Linked DNA regions of Homo sapiens: region 1 is linked to region 2. Evidence: chromatin contacts called from ENCODE Hi-C or POLR2A ChIA-PET data. All regions are on one chromosome and are shown on one strand. The core of a region is the stretch at or near the end of the contact, and the rest is flanking DNA. Distances in the headings are between cores, read along the strand shown.

Region 1 (3,632 bases), core at 137-2,636, 69 kb before region 2:
GCTGACGAGGAATTAGGTGTAGGGGTAGGAGAGAAATTGAGTTTGTAGAATATAGAAGAGTGGTATTTTATTTTATTTTATTTTATTTTATTTTATTTTATTTTATTGCTTATTTATTTATTTGTTTTTGAGACGGAGTCTTGCTCTGCCGCCCAGGCTGGAGTATAGTGGAGCAATCTCAGCTCACTGCAACATCCGCCTCCCACGTTCAAGCGATTCTCCTGCCTCAGCCTCCTGAGTAGCTAGGATTACAGGCATAAGCCACCCCGCCAGGCTAATTTTTGTACTTTTAGTAGAGATGGAGTTTCACCATGTTGGCCAGGCTGGTCTGAAACTCCTGGCCTCAAGACATCCACCCGCCTTGGCCTCCCAAAGTGCTGAGATTACAGGCGTGAGCCACTGAGCCTGGCCTTATTTTATTATTTTATTTTTTTGAGACAGAGTCTCACTCCGTCACCCAGGCTGGAGTGCAGTGGCACCATCTTGGCTCACTGCAACCTCCGCCTCCCGGGTTCAAGCGATTTTCCTGCCTCAGCCTCCTGAGTAGCTGGGAGTACAGGGACAAGCCAACACACTCAGCTAATTTTTGTATTTTTAGTAGAGACAGGGTTTTGCCACGTTAGCTAGGCTGGTCTTGAACTTCTGACCTCAATGACCTGCCTGCCTCACCCTCCCAAAGTGCTGGGATTAAAGGCATGAGCCACCGCACCCCGCCAGAAGAGTGACATTTTAAAAGCAGCCGACTCTTCTTGTTCTTAATATTTAAAACCCCAACCATATTACACAGGTTGTTACCATTTTACAGATGCAGAAATCGAGGCGCAGAGAAGCAACTGACCTAAAGTACACAGTTAATAGATGGAGCCATAATTCAAATGTAGGCAATGTGAGACCAGAGCCCAATTTTAACCACTGTGTCTGACTGCTTCCTGCATGACATACCTTGTTAGGCTGAAGTGATTCGAGTAAAATGATGATCCTCACTCTATGGAAGAGAAGCAGAGCTGGCCCCAGTAGTGGTCACATTTCTCTCCCAACTCCTCAAAGGTTCTCAGACCACCCGATTTTAAATAAAATCACTCACCAGCTTCTAAATGCAATAGTAGACCAAACATAAGGAGAACATTTCCTTTCTGCATCTTCATCTGTCTCTTTGTGGCTGGAAAGCAAGATGCCTGGGTCCTAGATGTACCAAGACTTTAGAGGGCAAAGAACAGAGGATTCTTGAGAAAGGGGACTTGAAGGTGAAGAGATAAAGGCTGGTGCTTCCAGGAGCGTGGGTCTCCTACGTTTGTGTTCCTGGGAAGAATCTTGGACTCAGGCGTGGGCAGCTGGATGCCTGGGTTCCTTAGGCTTCCTCCAGGCAATGTAGTTGCCTCTTTCTCTGTTGTGAAAGAGCTGCAGGGGCCTTTATAGCTTCATATGGTCTGAGGAGGGGTGGGGCAGTTGACCTGACAGTCTGCCAACTACAGGCAGGTGAGAGAACGATACCAAGCCTGGGACGGAATAGAGCAGGGGTCAAGAGGAAGGTGAGAAAGGAGAATGACATGACCACACTAGGCAGGGTGCTTGGCTGGGTTGCAGCAGGAAGTAGAATGGGATGAGGAGATCATGGTTGTCAGAGTGGAAGGGACCCACCCTTTGAAGCAGGGATCGGGTTAGAAACCTGTTGCAGCTCAAGAATTTGTTTTCTGGTCAGGAAGTCCTGTGGGCCTGCTTTAGCATGAAAGAAGCCCTAATGAACTGAGCCAAGAGAGTAGGACCTCACATCTCTACAGCAAACAGTAATAGGTGACGCAAAAGAGACCAGTAACTAGGACTCTGGGCTCCTGGGTTATGGGCAGAAGACAAATGGAGTATTACTGAGTATGCAGTAAGCACTCAACAATGCACATTGAAGGAACAGGGGAAGAGAGATCCAGAAGACATAATGAAGAGAGATAATGAAAACATGTTTGGGGTCTCTGGGGCATGAGAACTGAGGGTGTGGGAGAGTATTGAATACGCCCCCTGTCAGACTCATAGCAGGAGAAGGAAGGTAGGGTCTCCTTCTGACCCTCAACCATAGGAGCTCCCCTCTGTTTTGTTTTTGTTTTCAGACGGCTGTATAGGAGCCTTTCCACCCTGAGATCCTTCTGATGTGCCTTAGCATCAGTTCCAAGGAAGCGTCTCTCAGGAGAGTACACACCTTAGGGAGAGACACAGTGCCATATCGGGACACAGTCTGATGGGAGGAGGGAGATCAACAGTCCAAGTCCTGGAGGAGGCTTGAATTTGGTCTGGACACTTGGGTATGGCCAGCAGAGGGGAAACAGTCAGCTAAAAGAGCGTGACTGAAGAGACCCAAATGAGCAGAGGGTTTGGGGAGGTCTGAGATGGCATCTGTGACCAGGCTGATGGGGTTCCAATATACAGTCTGTATTTTCTGTCATAGTCCATTGGTGTTGCTATAAAGGAATCCCTGACTGTGGGTGACATAGAGAAAAGAGGCTTATTTGCCTCACGGTTCTGCAGGCTGTATGAGAAGCATGGCACCAACGTCTGCACTGGTGAGGGCTTCAAAAAGCTTCCACTCGTGGCCGAAGGAGAAGGGGAGCCGGTTTGCACAGATCATATAGCGAGAGAGAGGAAGCTGGAAAGAAGGAATGGAGGAGGTGACAGGATCTTTTCAACAACCAGTTCTTGTGGGAACTAAGAGTGAGAACTCACTGGTTGAGAATGGCACCGAGCTGTTCATGAGGGATCTGTTTCAACCACCCAAACTCCTCCCACCAGGCTCCACCTCCAACATTGGGAATCAAATTTCAACATGAGACTTGGCAGGGTTTAACAACCACATCCAAACCATTGCAATGACCAAAGTGAGTTGTCTGCATTTCCCCCAACAATGACGAGAAGCTTCCTGGAAGACACAGTCTCTCAGATAGTTTATTTGTAGGCGAACGAGCTTTCCTGACATGCAAGTTCTGTTAGAAGGAAGCTGGCAAGCAGGAGGTGGCTGAAGACATGAAGGAGCTCTGAATGAGTGAGCTGGAGAAACAGAAAGGGTCAGCGGTGTGCTGGGAAAGGCTCAGAAGTGAGTCTGCCTAGTGGCTGTGATGGGAAGTTCCAGAGGGTCAGGTATGCGGGAACGCTCAGTGACAGGTTGGGTCCTGGACTCCCAGCAATTCTTCTGATGTGCCAGTATTCTGCAGCTGAAAAGCCAATAGCACTCTAAGAATTTTCTTCTTCCAGAATTATTTAGAAACTGAGATCCTGGATTCAAGTCCAAATTTCACCTTTTAGAGGGTACTCTGAAAATTGTAGCGCGCATACTTATCAGAGCCTAATGTAATTAATATCTTTACTCGCTATCAAAATAACACAAAGACCTCAGAACATTTTAATTCGTATTACCCATCTCCCAAATCATACCCTAATATCATCAAGTATTTTAATTCCTTCTTGTTTGTTAACTTCATGAAAGATTATTGTAAAAAAAAAATTATTGTTGTCTGCTTACACACCCTCAGCCTGAACGCAGTCACACAGCCATGTTAAGCTGCAAGAGAAACTGAGAAAGACTGTCTCTAGCTGGGTAGACGTGTGCTCAGCTGACACTTGAGAGATCTGTTGCTAAAGGTGGAGAATGG
Region 2 (3,573 bases), core at 256-2,755:
GAGGAAGAAAAAAAGTCAAAGGGGCAAGAGAGAATTGGATTGGGGAAAGAGCACCCTCTACTGTCTCCAGAACAGAAAGAACTTCAAGGAAGAACTGTCCTGCAAATAAGAGGAGAGTGGAGAGGAGGGAATTGGCCAGGGGGAACCTGCCAAGAGAAATCTTTGGAGACACCAGAGCCAGAAAGAAGACAAGGTCTACAATGTGAGCTCAACTCTGAGGTCCAGTTGTATTCAAGGGCCACTCTGTCCTGGAGACAATTTAGGACCCCTCCCTGCCAGATACTAACCTGATATTCTGGTTTGAAGAAGCCCTCTCGTACCCACCACGGGTACCAGGCAGCCTCAACATATCGGGGGCTGTATGCAGGAGGCAGGGGCCCAGAGACATCTGTGAAGGCAGAGGAGAGCTCCACTAACCACTGAACTTGTTCCCAGGCTGCATTTCGGCAGGCCAAATGGGCAACACATATGTGAAAGAAAAGGCCTTCTTACTTATTCTACTTACCTTTCTTTTCACCGGGTTTCGTAGGGATTTCATACAATACTAACTCCTTAGGCCTCCAGGCCTTAATGGATTCTGCAGGTGACTGAGAAGAGAAAGCAGAAGAGGCTGGGATCCAGTATACCCCAGACTGCATTTCAGCCGGTCTCCTCCAGCCCCTCTCAAGTCTCAGAAACCCAAGGACAAGCTGTCTGACCCCTAACCTTGCTCTCCCCTGCTATCTCAGCCTCCAGAGTCGCCTGCTTCTCTCGCAGGCGCTTCTGTTTGGCTTCACGGTTCCTCCGGGAGATGGGAGATCCATGGGGCTCCGACTGTGTAGAAACGGAGTGAAACCTGGGGAGGCCCCGTGAGTGCCTCAGCCCCCAAAATGGTGGTCGAAAAGAGGCGAGAGGCAAATGAGGCATCAGGAGTGTTTGGAAAGGGGCCGAGATCTGTTCTGGATAGAGAGAGAGCACATTAGGATATGGGGGTGGAGAAGGGTCACTCCCCTTGTTCCATCTTTCCTGTCTCTAATTAGCACAGGTCTGTTATTCCAAGTCTCTATTCCCTTCCACAAAACCTTTCCTCCTTGAGAGCTAGAGTGCATGGTATCGACAGACAGCGCCATGGAGCCACGGATATCAGGGCTCTTCCGGAACAGGGCCGGAGTGTCTGGATTCGGCGGTGACCACTGACACATGAGAGATAGGGCTCAGAAACTCAGGGAGATGATGGGCATCAGCGCGCCCAAGAGCCAGCAAGGAGTCCCGCCAGGGCCGCGGCGATCTCCACCTGCACAGGGGCCTCCTGCAGTGCCCACAGCCCGGCGCGGCCAAGCCTTCCCGCCCATCCCAAGGCCTGGGCCCAGGACCCGCAGCGTCTCCCACTTCCCGGAGGCCGCCCCGGCGCGCGCTCACCAGGAGGCCCCGCCGCTATCCCAGGGCGCCCCGCGGCGGCAGGGACTGAGGAATCCACCAAACCCGACCCTGGAACGTGGCCCTGGAGCCGCGCGGCGCATGGGGGCGGGGCCCCGGCCGGCGCATGCGCAGCAGCTGGCTTTGGCCCCACCCTCTCCCTACCGGTCCAAAGGCTGTAGACCAGAGGAGCGAGTCCGCCGCGAAGGCAAACCCCACGGGGAGGCGCCCGGGACCGCACTGCTAGCTATCATAACTTTATTAAACAAGAAAAGCCCTGACGCGTAAATAAAAAACACCTGAGTTCTGATGCCCCGCCCCGCCCAGTCCCGCCCGCCGAGGTCCGTGTCCAAGTCCCGCGCTCTCAGGAGCTATGTTTCTGCCGCTTCCAAAAGCGCTTGACGTCGCTGTGCCCGGCCGGGGTCACCACCATGAGCCGCTTGGCCGAGTTCTCGAACACGAGCACGCCCAGCTCCCGCGCGTGGGCCAGCAGCAGCTCAAAGTCCACTTGCGACAGGAACTGGTTATACAGGACACCTGGGGTCGGCAGGACGGGAGGGGCGCGGGGAGAAGACGAGAAAGTGAAGCTCGGAGCTCCTATTGGGAATCCCCCCAGCTCCTTGGTGGCAGCCCTGGACGCGGTCTGGGCTTGCCCCCACCGCAATTTTACAAACTAATTCTCTATGCTTGTCTGCTCAGGGGTTCATCTTAACACCAGTGTGATCCAGCCATATTCAGAAAGGCCTAATACAAATTACTGTGAATTATTCCCTCACCTAGCCAAATCCAAAGTGCATTGATTTGGGACGATTTGTTTACTACCGACTCACCCCAAAACAACAAAAAACTGTCTTGCCAGCTTTTCTCTCCTAGTCCATGAAGTAAAAAATAAAATGCAGACTGAACTGTCTGCCCTTTCTCTGGCCAATGACCAAGACTTGGCCACCAGAAGCTACTCACCCTCAGTGAACCGGAGTCTGTCCCTTTCCAGCTCCCAGAGCCGGATCTGGTCGGTGATGGTGGGGGGCAGCACAGGTGTCTGCAAGGAGCAAGGGTTGACTGTAGGGACTCAGAATACTGCCCCAGACAACCCGGCCCTCTGTTTCTTCCCCAGATTTGGATGCCCCTTTTTCTTTTCCATCATGTCATCACCAGCTGCCAGCCTCTGACATCTTGGAGCCTGTCTATACCTGTTTGAGCATCACTGGGTGGGCTCTTGTCCTTAGGAAATGGATTATCTAGGAAAACAGACAAGAATGGCATGAGGGCTCCAGCAAGAAGGCAGGAAAGCCATCTGAGCTGTCACCTAATGTCACTGGAACATCAGCTTATTCTAAAAACTCATAACTCCTGTCATCAACTCCACCCATCCCAGTTCAGCTGTTATCCCACGTTGCTGCTCCCAGCAACGTGGGATATTCCTTTTCTGGCACATTCGCCCTTTCCAGTAATGTTTTGTTTTTCTTTCTTTAAAATAGCAGCAGCTACTATTTTCTTTTTTTAGCATTTATTGCATGACAGGTGCTGAGCTCAATGCTTTGCCCCTATTCTTCCAATGAATTATCCCGGCAACCCTGAGGTAAGAACTGTCATTTACTAGATGAGGAAACTGAGGCTCACAGAGGCAAAACAACTATGTCTAGTTTACGCAGTTAGGATGTGGCAGTGCCGAGGCACAAATCCAGATCTATACCTCCTCCCTCCATGTTTTTTTCCCCTCAAGGGTCTACCTATTCTCACACCCAAAGCCTTCATTTCTCTTCAAACACAGACAACTCACCACCACCTATTATAACAGACTCAGAGCTAGCCTTCCATAATGTGACCCCTGTCCCCCGCAGCCCAAGTGCAGCCTGTCTTCCTGCTCCACCTCTCCCAAGTGGGAATACCTGCTGGGCTGTGATGCCACTGGCGATTGCCTGCTGCACACTCTCCCGGGTCACCTGCGCCACCACCATGTTGGGGAACCGATAGAGCATCTCAGAGAAGAGGGCAATGAGGGCAATCTGCAGCTCCGACTCTGAGCCAGGGATAGAAAGAGGATGAGGAGGCCACCCCCACACCCAGACTCCCTCAAGCCCTTCTTTCAAGTGTCATGAGAAATGTCAGAGAGCTCTGTAGACTGCCAGGTAAACACGAACATAAACTGGCATTCCCTCACCCCCAACCTCCTCTTCC

What was found. A loop is a pair of places that touch in the nucleus more often than their neighbours do. ChIA-PET counts read pairs that join two places held with the same protein, here RNA polymerase II (POLR2A). Pooled maps may share reads with other maps.
Region 1: a pooled map shows a loop between it and region 2 (2.1-fold over the local background). The contact joins the promoter of MUC21 here to the promoter of VARS2 in region 2. A Hi-C loop is called at or near these places in 1 of 168 maps with a recorded cell type or tissue (Caco-2) and 2 of 50 pooled maps. POLR2A ChIA-PET finds 5 or more read pairs at or near these places in 5 of 52 experiments (AG04450, GM12878, HEK293 and 2 more).

Annotation. Positions count from the first base shown.
Region 1 is chr6:30,981,472-30,985,103 of GRCh38, reverse strand. It overlaps MUC21 (mucin 21, cell surface associated), which reads right to left and starts at 1,386. Exons shown (of 3, transcript NM_001010909.5): 1 at 1,085-1,386. The coding sequence starts at 1,145.
Region 2 is chr6:30,912,170-30,915,742 of GRCh38, reverse strand. It overlaps VARS2 (valyl-tRNA synthetase 2, mitochondrial), which reads right to left and starts at 1,505. Exons shown (of 30, transcript NM_020442.6): 1 at 1,399-1,505; 2 at 706-933; 3 at 506-587; 4 at 288-388. The coding sequence starts at 906. GTF2H4 (general transcription factor IIH subunit 4) reads right to left here. Exons shown (of 14, transcript NM_001517.5): 11 at 3,285-3,415; 12 at 2,586-2,633; 13 at 2,356-2,434; 14 at 1,637-1,932. The coding sequence ends at 1,760.